Regions from separate parts of the Homo sapiens genome. Here region 1 is linked to region 2. The links are chromatin contacts, found by Hi-C in ENCODE. All regions are on one chromosome and are shown on one strand. The core of a region is the stretch at or near the end of the contact, and the rest is flanking DNA. Distances in the headings are between cores, read along the strand shown.

Evidence for each region. A loop is a pair of places that touch in the nucleus more often than their neighbours do.
Region 1: a map with no recorded cell type shows a loop between it and region 2 (38-fold over the local background). The contact joins the promoter of TXNDC17 here to the enhancer-like site in region 2. A Hi-C loop is called at or near these places in 1 of 37 single-sample maps with no recorded cell type.

The regions. Positions count from the first base shown.
Region 1 is chr17:6,637,187-6,642,864 of GRCh38, forward strand. TXNDC17 (thioredoxin domain containing 17) reads left to right here and starts at 3,874. Exons shown (of 4, transcript NM_032731.4): 1 at 3,874-4,041; 2 at 4,567-4,648; 3 at 5,063-5,138. The coding sequence starts at 3,897. It overlaps KIAA0753, which reads right to left and starts at 3,525. Exons shown (of 19, transcript NM_014804.3): 1 at 3,451-3,525. It overlaps LOC122526780, which reads right to left and starts at 3,130. Exons shown (of 1, transcript NM_001396008.1): 1 at 1-3,130. The coding sequence starts at 3,130. RefSeq lists enhancers at 1-357, 358-1,139, 3,052-3,933, 4,064-4,333, 4,534-4,593 and 1 more.
Region 2 is chr17:4,125,946-4,132,428 of GRCh38, forward strand. All of the region lies in intron 1 of ZZEF1 (zinc finger ZZ-type and EF-hand domain containing 1), which reads right to left. Among named protein-coding and RNA genes, the nearest start is that of ZZEF1, 14 kb to the right of the region's middle. RefSeq lists enhancers at 633-722, 1,123-1,172. Within about 2 kb of position 5,011, at least 6 of the 41 ENCODE cell types and tissues checked have a DNase peak (open chromatin) inside an H3K27ac peak, as active enhancers do.

The sequences.
Region 1 (5,678 bases), core at 2,624-5,123, 2.5 Mb after region 2:
CTGCTCCTGAGGACCCAGTCACCCACACCGCAGCAGGCGCACGCCCTGCCATGGGAGCTCCTACAGCTGCAAGCACCCCCAGAGGCAGAGGCACCCTCCCGGCCTCGGGAATGGCTCCACCGTGTCTCCTTCTCCACAGGCCTGAGACACCTTCAGAGCCTGTCTCCCCCTCCACAGGTCCAGGAACCCTGGCAGCTGTGGGCCCCTCAGTGGCCAGTCTCCTTCCCCATATGCCTGAGCCGTCATCCCCAGAGCCCGTATCCCCTACCATTGGCCCTGGAAGCCCGGGAGCTGTGGGCACTCCCACGGCCATGGAACCTCTAGCAGCCACAGGCCTCCCAGCAGTCTGCCTTCTTCCAGACAGGCCAGAGACATGCTCAAAGATGGTCCCCTCCCCCACAGACCCCAGCAGCCCCACAGCCATGGACACTCCTGTAGTCTGTCTGCCTCCCAACAAACCTGAGACACCCCCAGAGCCAGTCTTCTCCGCCATGGGCCCAGGCATCCTGGTCGAGGTGGGCACCTCCATCCTTGTGGGACCCTTGGCATCTGCAGGTCCGCCCACTGTCTCTCTTTCACCCCACAATTCTGAGCCAGTTTCCTCTTGCACAGGCCTAGGCACCCTGGGAGCCACGGGCACCCCACTAGCTGCAGACAGCCCCACAGTGCCAGGCATTCCTGCAGTTTGCTGCCTCCCTGACAAGCCTGAAAAGCCTCCATCACCAGGCTCCAGCTCCACAGAACCAGGCACCCTAGGAGCCAGAAGGACTTCGGTGGCCACAGGAGCCCTGACCCTCTGTCTCTGTCCCCAGGGTCTTGGGATACCCCCAGAGTCAGTCTCCCCCCCAAGCCCAGGCCCCTCAGGCACCACAGGAACCCCAATAGTCTGTCTCCTCCCCCATGGGCCCGGGAAGGCCCCAGAACCACAATCCTCCCCGCCAGACCACAGCTTCTCCCGAGCCACGTGTCCCCCTGAAGCCACGGATTCCTCCCCGCCTGACCACAGCTCCTCCTGAGCCACGGGTCCCCCTGAAGCCACGGATTCCTCCCCGCCAGACCACAGCTCCTCCCGAGCCACGGGTCCCCCCGAAGCCACAGATATTCTGGCAGCCCGAGTCCTTTCCCACAGGTTCAAAATGTCTCTAGAGCTGCCTTCCTGACACACAGGACCAGACGCCCACACAGCAGCAGGCACTCTGGCAGGCACCTTTCCAGAGCCGGGCACACCCATTGCCATGAGGACCCCTGCTGCGGCACACCCCTGCCGGGGCACATCTGCTGCCCTGGGTATGCCCACCGTCTCAGACACCCCCACAGCCTGCCTCCTCCCACACTGACATGCAACATCTCCACAGCCAGCCTCCTGATCCACTGACCCAGGGACCCCTAAAGCTGGAGGCCCCAGACTCTCTGGCTCCCCCACAGCCTGCCTCCTTTCCCACGGGCTCAGAACATTCCCACTACAGGTCTCCTCTCCAAGCCCAGGCACTGCCTCGGCTGGGGGCCCCCCAAGAGCTTGCTGTCCGTCCCACAGGCCCAGGCCCCCGCTGTGGCTCAGCTCTTCTCCCAGGGCTCCAGGTACCACCACAGCCTGGGGCACCCTTACCATCTGTCCCGCTCCCCACAGCCCTGGGACACTCACACAGCCCGTGTCCTTCCCCAAGGCCCTGGGTACCCCTGTAGCCTGTTGTATCCCCCACAGGCCTGGGGCACCCCCAGAACCTGCTGCCTGCTCCCCAGGACATGATGACTCTGCAGTCTGCGCAGCTCCCCGTGACCCTGGATCACCCCCAGAGCCTGTCTCCACCCACACAGGCTGTCCCCTTTCCCTGAACCCTGGGTCACCTCCACATCTAGTTTCCTCTTCAGCAGCACAGGGCACCCCAACAGAGTATCCTGTGCCCCACGGGCCGGGCATACCCACAGAGTCTGTCTCCTCCACAGCCTGTCTCCTGTAACACACACCTGCGGCACCCACAGAAGTAGGCTCCTCCTCCACAGCATCGGACACCCCCACAGCCTGTCCCCTCCCCCATACGCCAGGGGTGGCCCCACAGACTGCTTCATGTGTCAGAGCCCCAGGAATCTGCGGGGACTGTCCTCTCCCCCACAGACCTGCAGCACCGCCACAGCCGAGCTCTCCCTCCATGGCTCTGGGCGCTCCCACAGCCCCAGTCCACCCCACGGTCCCAGGCTCGCCCATAGTCTGTTCTTTTTCACAAGGGCCTGAGACAAACCCATAGCCTATCTCCTCCCCAGTCTCAGGAACCCCCACAGCTTCTCCCCTCCACAGGTGCGGGGCCATTTCAGAACTTGACGCCAAAGCCCCAGGCACACTCGCAGGAGGCACCCTCCCAGCCTGTCCCTGTCCACAGAAGCCTAAGGCTCTCTCGTAAGCTGCCCCTAAGCCCAGAGCTGTGGGCCCTGAGGGGGCCCGAGGGATCCCCCTTGCCTGTTCCTTCACCCAGGGCCCTGTAAGACCGCCGCGGCTTGTCTCTACCCAGGAAGCTCGGCCAGGAACACCCCTTTCGACAGGTCCCTCTCCTGCAGGCACGGGATGGAGCTCGACTCTACTTCCTTCCCCACATCCCGAGGCGGCCCTCATAGCCTGCACCTTCAGCCACAGGTGCAGAATGCTCTCATGGCCCAGAGATCCCGGGCGACCTTTTCTCTCGCAGCCCCGGGGACTTCTATCTTCGGTCTCCTCCTCCCCAGACCCGGTCACCCACACAGCCCCGGCAAGCCCCACCACCTCGGGCTCCCCCACAGCCCCGTTCACCCACACAGCCCCAGGGTCCCTTGCAGCCTCGATGGAGCCTGGGGTCCCAGGAGCTCCCAAAGCCTCATTCGCCCCGGCGGCGTCGGCTGTCTCCGCCGCTTGTCTCGTCCCCCATGGCCGCTGACGGCCCTGTGGCCTTTCTGCACTCACACAGCGCGTCTCCCACTCCGAGGGCTTCGCCCGGCGCCTTGCTCCACGGCCTCGGGACGTCCCTGCGCCCCGTCTCTTCCCCCACGGCCGCCGAACCCCCCGCCCCGACCTGCTGGGCCCCACGCAGCGACCCGGCATCTTAGCCGCCTGCTCTCCCCGGCGCAGCCTGGGCAAGGCCCCACGGCGAGTCTCCCGGCTCATAGCTCCAGGGCAGTTCCCTTCCTCCCTACCGCGGCCCTGGGGGATGTCTTAGCACCTCGCTCCCTAAGCTGCTCCACACACGCACTCACACACTCCGCTCCGGCCTTGCAGCCTTTCTCCCTCCGAGCCCCTCACCCATCCCACCCCCGCCCAGTCTCGGGAACCCGCCCCCAGTCCCAGGCCCCCGTAAAGCCTAGACGGCAGAAAAGGTAACTGGGGGGACAAAGCAACAAAGGCTTTCCGAGTCAGATCTCCTCTCCCCCAAGTCCATGACTCTATGCGGCTTCCCAGAATCCCCCCCAGCCCCGGCCCGAGCCCACCTGGCCTAGGGTGAGGCGCGGCTACTGGGAGGCGGGCAACGGGGGCCCCCAACAAGGCCGCGCTTCCGGCCGCCTGCCCAGTCGCCATAGCAACAGGCGCAGGGCGGCTTGGGAGCCTTTGAGGCCCTGAACTATTTAAGGATCCAGGTGTTGCAAGGCGGTAAGTTTTGCAGCCAGTGTCCATGAGGTCGGGGCTGGGACTAGATTAGGGTAGATCTAAGCCTGGGCTTGGGAGTGCAGCTAGCGCAGAAAGATCTGAGGAACTAGAGCAAAAAGCCATGCGGATGGATTGTGGTCGTCAGAGGCTCCCGTAGTCTTTAGCGGCGCTGGCTTCCGCAGGCTCCGCCCTCTCTTGCCCACCCGGAAACAGCCTCGCCCCGCCTACGCGGGACCCAACCGCGGCGACCGGACGTGCACTCCTCCAGTAGCGGCTGCACGTCGTGCCAATGGCCCGCTATGAGGAGGTGAGCGTGTCCGGCTTCGAGGAGTTCCACCGGGCCGTGGAACAGCACAATGGCAAGACCATTTTCGCCTACTTTACGGGTTCTAAGGACGCCGGGGGGAAAAGCTGGTGCCCCGACTGCGTGCAGGGTGAGGCCGGGATTCGGGGGCTGCTGTCCAATGGAAATGGCAGGAAGGTCGAGCCTACGGCCAGAAGGGGGGCTTAGCGGAGGCAGAGTCTTGGTTCCAGACATCCGCGGAGCAATCTGAGCTGTCCCCAAGTCTCCTTCTATTAAATCCTACCCCGCCCTGCCAAGAGCGCTCTTCCTTTTACCACCTTACCCGGATGATCTTGGAATCTAGTTCCTTAAAACTTCTCACTCCCCCAGTACCATTAGTGTCTTACAGGATACGTGAGTTGGTCAGCAAATACATGTGCTTTCCATTGTTACGGGCGCGGTGGTGCAGGGGCAAATCGGGACTGGGATTTGGTCCTTACCCTTAACGTGGCTCTAAGACCAGAAGGGAACACCTGACTTGTGTTGACCTCTTCAGTTAGCTGCAGGTTAAAGTCTGAGTGCTTACCAAGACTGGGGGAAGGGGGAAAGAACACAGTTTATACGTGCCTGATTGTAGAGTTGACGTGCGATTATTTTATCTCAACTTTTTTTAAAGCTGAACCAGTCGTACGAGAGGGGCTGAAGCACATTAGTGAAGGATGTGTGTTCATCTACTGCCAAGTAGGAGAAAAGCCTTAGTAAGTGGCAATGTATAATCTACCTCGCAGACGTGCACAAATTGCATACTTAGGCGGGAAGGGCCTCAGGGACTTACTTACCCAGTTTGTCTTACAAGGTAATGTCTGACAAGTTAAACAATTAGAAGCTATTAAATACAAATTTAAAATGCCCACCTGAATTAAGTAAGGGTAATTCAACGAATTTGGTCTGGTGTAAGCCCAGAACTTAGCTGGCTTTACTTTTATATCTTAGTCACACTTTGAAACTTTGCACAGGGTAATTAGTAGATTAAGCCATAGTCCGCAAGGTTTTTTAAGTGTTTGCAAGAACAGTGATTACTAAAAAATTAAATGTAGGACTATGTCAAATATTAAGCAAACTGTAATAAACCAAGTAAATTTTTTTCATGATCACTTTTTCTTTTCGAATAGTTGGAAAGATCCAAATAATGACTTCAGAAAAAACTTGAAAGTAACAGCAGTGCCTACACTACTTAAGTATGGAACAGTAAGTATCTTTAAATATGCTGGGCCTGTAATTCACTGTCAGAACTCTTTTAACTTGCTGTGGATCCAGATTTGAAAAGATCTTGACATTTCATCTCAATTCCATTGTTGTTCAGAGTGCTGCTGAAAGTCCATTCCTATGGCCAATCCCAATAAACTGATAATGTAAATATCTAGCTATTAGGTCTTTTTCATGTTAAGTCACTCTTAAAAAACCAGAAAGTAGGTTGACTCATAATTCCTTAAAACATTTGCATCAACAGTTGTTTTCTGTTTAATTCATAATTCTGGTTAAAAAGTAAGGGCATCTCTTCTAGTTCAGTCATGCCCCTGGGATCCTAAATTAAAGAGTTGAGGGGAAGAAGAGGGCACTGGGCTTGCTGTCTCCTGTTTTAGTCTGTGGAGCTTCCTGGTATTTGGGGTTTAAGTCTCTTGAGCCAAGTATGTTAGTGATTCATCTTACAGCAAATATATTGATTCTTTCATAAAACTTGTTATAACTAGATGATAGTTTCTGAATTGCGTAATTTCTGTGTTCAAA
Region 2 (6,483 bases), core at 3,761-6,260:
GCCGGGCGCGGTGGTTCACACCTGTAATCCCAGCACTTTGGGAGGCCGAGGTGGGTGAATCATGAGGTCAGGAGTTCAAGACCAGCCTGGCAAAGATGGTGAAACCCCGTCTCTACTAAAAATACAAAAAATTAGCCAGGCATGGTGGCAGGCACCTGTAATCCCAGCTACTTGGGAGGCTGAGGCAGAGAATTGCTTGAACCCAGGAGGCAGAGGCTGCAGTGCGCTGAGATCACACACTGCACTCCAGCCTGGGTGACAGAGAGCAAGACTCCGTCTCAAAAAAAAAAAAAAAAAAAAGAGTTAGGAGGCTCTGGGAAAAAATGCCTACACCCTATCCCTCAAGGCTTCAGAGCAGCGTCTGGACAACCAGTCATCGGGAGTACTCATAGTTCAAAAAAGTCATACTAAACAAACGCATTTACCTCTGTTCCCTCCCAAAACCCACTAAGACAATATTATCAAGAGATCTGGGGTGTGTGTGTTTTAAGCACACAGACAAAGAATACAAGATGCAACAGCTACAAAATTTTGGAAGCTTGGAAACAGATGGATAAGTAGTACCTGGTTGGTTGATCCAAGAAGGTGGAATTCTAATCTGGGTAGGCAAGGCTGAGAAGGAAGCTGTCCCATGCTGCAGGCCCAAAAAGACTTAGGGGCTGGTAATAACAGGTGCTGTGGAAAGTGGATGTAAGTGGTAAAAAGCCTATTTTAAAAAGCAGAACTGGGCCAGGTGTGCTGGCTCATGTCTATAATTCCAGCACCTTGGGAGGCCAAAGTGCCTCCCAAAAGGGTGGATCACTTCAGGCCAGGAGTTCAAGACCAGCCTGGCCAAGCCAGCAAAACTCCGTATCTACTAAAACTACAAAACATTAGCTGGGCATCATGGCACACACCTGTAATTCCAGCTACTCCAGAGGCTGAGGCACGAGAATCACTTGAACCCAGGAGGTGGAGGTTGCAGTGAGCCAAAATTATAACACTGCACTCCAGCCTGGGTGCTAGAGCGAGAGTCTGTCTCAACAACAAACACAAAACAAAACAAAAAGCAGAACTGACTGGATTTTTTTTTTTTTTTTGAGAAAACAATCTTGCTCTGTCACCAAGGTTGGAGTGCAGTAGTGCGATCAGCTCACTGTAACCTCAAACTCCTGGGCTCAAGAGATGCTCCTGCCTCAGCCTCCCAAGTAGCTGGGACTACAGGCGTTTCACACCTGGCTGATCCTTTAATTTTTCTGTAGAGAGGGGGTCTCACACTTTGCTGCCTAGGCTGGTCTCAAACTTCTGCCTTCAAGAGATTTTCCCACCTCGGCCTCCCAAAGAGTTGAGATTATAGGCAAGTTACGATGCCCAGCTCTAAATGATCTTAAGGAGAAACTGGACTTTGTGTTTTGCTTTGAGGAGAAAAGGGCGACAGCAGTGTTGCATGTGTTTTTTAAAGTGTTATTTTGTAGAGATACATAATGAAATATTTATGGATGAAATGATATGATGTCAAGATTCACTTCAAAATAATATGGATAGGGGAAGGAAAAAGCAGGGGGCGGTTTAGAACAAATTAAATTGGCCTTAAGCTGGTAATTGTTGAAACTAGCTAATTCTACTCTTATTTCTACTTTCTTATGTTTAAAACTTTCCTATTAAAAAAAAAGCCAGATCCCCCTTCCCAATCTTGGCAGAAATCTGGGGGTGTATTCTCTCGAGAGCAGTATGGCGTGTGGACTAGAAAATACCAGGCACAACTGAAAGTGAGAATACCACACTGAGAATAGGGACACTGATGTTTACTTGCTCAATGTGTAAGACTCAATCTTCCCCCAGGTTTCCCAGAATGCTGGCAGCTAGCCCCATAGCCTCATACCCTTCAGGCAAATGACTGGAAAAGTATTCTCTGGGGAACCTGGTAAACTCAGGGAACGCACCTATAGCCGCCAACACTGGGGATCTCCCAACGAAAGGGCCAGCCAGTTCATCTCGCTGTGAGTCCACCAGTTGACAAGCCAGACACAAAGAGCAACCAGCTTTTTAGTCCCCCATTCCTTAATGAGTGGACAGCCCAGGCCACCGGGACATTTGAGTAAAGCCTTAACATAAAACTCAGAAAAAGCAACTAGGAGAGGCCAGATGCGGTGGCTCACGTCTGCAATCCCAGCACTTCGGGAGGCTGAGGCCAGCAGATCACTTGAGGCCAGGAATTTGAGACCAGCCTGCCCAACATGGTGAAACCCCGTCTCTACTAAAAATACAAAAAAATTAGCTGGGTGTGGTGGCGCGTGCATGTAATCCCAGCTACTCAGGAGGCTGCAGCACAAGAATCGCTTGAAGCCAGGAGGCAGAGGTTGCAGTGAGCTGAGATGGCGCCACCGCACTCCAGCCTGGGTGACAGAGCCAGACTGTCTTAAAAAAAAAAAAAAAAAAAAAAAAGACAACTAGGAGAAAAGACAGACAATGCAGGGAAAATAGAACTTCAAAAGGATGATTAATATCTTCAGAGAAATATTTTTCTAAAGTTGTTTTTTTTTTTTTAAATTTGACACAGAGTTTAGTTCTGTCACCCCAGCTGGAGTGCAGTTGCGTGATCTAGGCTCACTGCAACCTCTGCCTCCCAGGTTCAAGTGATTCTCCTGCCTCAGCCTCCCGAGTAGCTGGGACCACAGGCATGCACCACCACACCTGGCTAATTTTTTGCACTTTTTGGTTGAGATGGAGTTTCACCATGTTGGCCAGGCTGGTCCTGAACTGCTGGCTTCAAGTGATCTGCCTGCCTCGGCCTCCCAAAGTGCTGGGATTAAAGGCGTGAGCTACTGCGCCTGGCCAAAATCATTTTTTTTTTTTTTTTTTTTTGAGACGGAGTCTTGCTCTGTCGCCCAGACTGGAGTGCAGTGGTGGGATCTCGGCTTACTGCAACCTCCGCCTCCCGAGTTCAAGCTATTCTTCCTCAGCCTCCCGAGTAGCTGGGATTACAAGCATGCGCCACCACGCCCAGCTAATTTTTGCGTTTTTAGTAGAGATGGGGTTTCACCATGTTGGCCAGGATGGTCTTGATCTCTTGACCTTGTGATCTGCCCACCTCGGCCTCCCAAAGTGCTGGGATTACAGGTGTGAGCCACCGCACCCGGCCCAAAAAACATTTTTAATACCAACTTTACTAAGGTATGTAATTCACACACTATAAAGTTCCTCCTTTTAAAGTGTATAATTCAGTAGGTCTTAGAATACTCAGAGTTGTGCAACCACCATTCTCTTATAATAAACAGATATTGCAATCATGAAAGAACAGGATAACTATTAACTAAAAACAGGATATTGAGAAAATGTTTAAAAGCTCTTGAAGGGAGTATAAATTAGTTCGATCACTGTGGAAAGCAATGTGGCGATTCCTCAAAAAGCTAAAAACAGAACTACCATTTGACCCAGCAATCCCATTACTGGGTATATACCCAGAGGAAGAAATATCATTCCACCATAAAGACACATACACACAAATGTTCACTGCAGCACTATTCACCATAGCAAAGACACGCAATCAACCTAAATGCCCATCAATGACAGACTGGATGAAGAAAATGTGTAGTCCTTCAACATAAATAAGGTAAAAAGAAAAAAAAGAGGGCTGGGCACGGTGGCTGACACCTGTAATCCCAGCACTTTGGGAGGCCGAGGCGGATGGATCACAAGGTCAGGAGTTCCAGACCAGCCTGTCCAATATGGTGAAACCCCATCTCTACTAAAAATACAAAAATGAGCCAGGTGTGGTGGTAGGCACCTATAGTCCCAGCTACTCGGGAGGCTGAGGCAGGAGAATCACTTGAACCCAGGAGGTGGAGAAAAAGAAAAGAATAAAAAAGAAAATATGGTACATATACACCATGGAATACTATGCAGCCATAAAAAGAACAAGATCATGTCTTTTGTGGGAACATGGATGGAGCTGGAGGCCACTATCCTTAGCAAACTAAGGCAGGAACAGAAAACCAAATACTGCATGTTCTCACTTACAAGTGGGAGCTAAATGATGAGAACTCGAGAACACAAAGAAGAAACAACGGACCCTGGGGCCTACCTAAGGTGGGAGGGTGAGAGGAGGGAGAGGACCAGAAAAAATAACTATTGGGTGCTGGGCTTAGTTGTAATGTGTACAACCAACCCCCATGAGATGAGTTTACCTCTATAACAAAACTGCACATGTACCCCAGAACCTAAAAAGTTAAAAAATAAAAATATGAGGTTGGGCACGGTGGCTCATGCCTATAATCCCAGCACTTTGGGAAGCTGAGGCAGGCAGATCACCTGAGGTCAGGAGTTTGAAACTAGCCTGGCCAACATGCGAAACCACATCTCTACTAAAAATACAAAAATTAGCCGGGCGTGGTGGTGGGTACCTGTAGTCCCAGCTACTAGGGAGGCTGAGGCAGGAGAATCGCTTGAACCCAGGAGGTGGAGCTTGCAGTGAGCTGAGATCTCACCCTTGCACTCCAGCTTGGGTGACAGAGTAAGACTCTGTCTCAAAAGTAAAAATAAATAAATAAAAATAAAAAGCTCTTGAAAATGAAAATATCACAACAAAACAAAAATCTCAAAGGAAAGGTTGGAAGGTGAAGAGACCGAAGTGCCCATGAAGTAGAGCCAACAGACAAAACTAAGGAAACCGGGAGAGAAAAGCCAGGAAAGTCAGCGGGCCAGTTCAAGGAAACCGGGAGAGAAAAGTGAAGGGAAATCCGGGGACCAGTTCAAGACGTCCCACATCCAAACAAGAGTTTAAGAAAGATGGAATGCAGAAAACGTAGGGGAGGAAATCACTATCATTACGATTCAAGATCATTTCCCCAAACTGAAGGACATGAGTTCCGTGACTGCAGGGGCTGATTACCCTGCACACAGGATAAAAGTGCATCACAGTGAAATTTTTTAAGACTGAGGAAAAAGGGAAGTCCTACTTCCAGGGAGAAGAAACAGTTTCTATGTCAAAGGTCAAGAATCCGAATGGGACTCGATCAGCAGTCACATGGAAGCCAGAAGGCAATGAAAGTAGTGACTGCCACATTCTGGGGCGTGCCTTTTCTAACCCGGAAGTCATTACTCAGCCCAAATCCCATCAACTGTGAGAGAGCAGAAGAAAATCATTCTTACACATGCAAGGTTCTCAAAAGATGAACTACTCAATCCTCCCTTTTTCAGAAAGCTACTAGAGGATGCAGCCACCAGAACGAAGAAATATGCCAAGACAGGAGAAGAATGGGATCCAAGCAGGAGAAAATGAATCCCCAGGATGACGGAGCTTCTCAGATGACACCCGCACAGCCGACCTAGAGAATAACAAATCTAGATTAAAGCAGATCAGAAGGATTCAGGAAATACTTCCTTGAGAAGATGAAGTTGATAGAATGCCAATGTGTTTAAACATATTGAACGTTTCTGTTAGAGGAGATTTAGACAACTGGCAGAGAATCTGGGACTAAATTAATGATAAAAGACTGAAAATTAGGAAAATTAAAGTATGTATTCAATTGTTAACTCCAAAGAAAATAAAAAGATGTATAAGAAAAAAAAAGGCCAGACGCAGTGGCTCATGCCTGTAATCCCAGCACTTTGGGAGGCTAAGGTGGGTGGATTGCATGAGTCCAGGAGTTCAAGACCAGTGTGAGCGATGTGGCAAAACCTCCTCTCTACAAAAATATACAAAAATTTGCCAGGCGTGGTGGTATGCACCTGTAATCCCAGCTAGTCGAGAGGCTGAGGTGGGAGGATCACTTGAGCCTAGGGGGTCGAGGTGCAGTGAGCCAAGATTGCACCACTGTACTCCAGCCTGGGTGACAGAGCAAGACCCTGTCTCAAAAAAAAAGAAAAACAAAAACATGGTACTATATGGCACAGCAATGTAAAGAACTTACATAATCATAATAAGGTAAAGGTCAAAGGGTGATCTAAACAAAATGGACAGAATTGTAGCGGGAGGACAGGGGACGTGCATGCATGGGCAACGATGGGAAGGTAAAAGACAACTCAAGTCTCATCACTGATGGTGGAAATAAAATAGATAAAGCCTAAAACTGAAAACAATCACAAAGAACATAAACATATTACTTGGTAATACAGCGTTAAACACTCAAGAACCAGCTAGAGTTGAAAAGTAATTGTTCTTGGGGAATGAGACATTGGGACAGGACAGCAGGAAAGCATTGTTTCTTGTTCAAGTCCTGTCGGCTATATACCGTGTGCATGTACAACTGATAAAAATAAAAGCCTAAATTTTCTCTTTTTTTTTTTTTTTTTGAGACACCAGGCTGGAGTGCAGTGGTGCAATCATGGTTCACTTCAACCTCGGCCTCCAGAGTTCAAGTGATTCCCATGCCTCAGCCTCCGAAGTAGCTGGGATTAAAGGCATGCGCCACCATACGTGGCTAATTTTTGTATTTTTCCTAGAGCTGGGGTTTCACCATGTTGGCCAGGCTAGTCTCAAACTCCTGGCCTCAAGTGATCCAC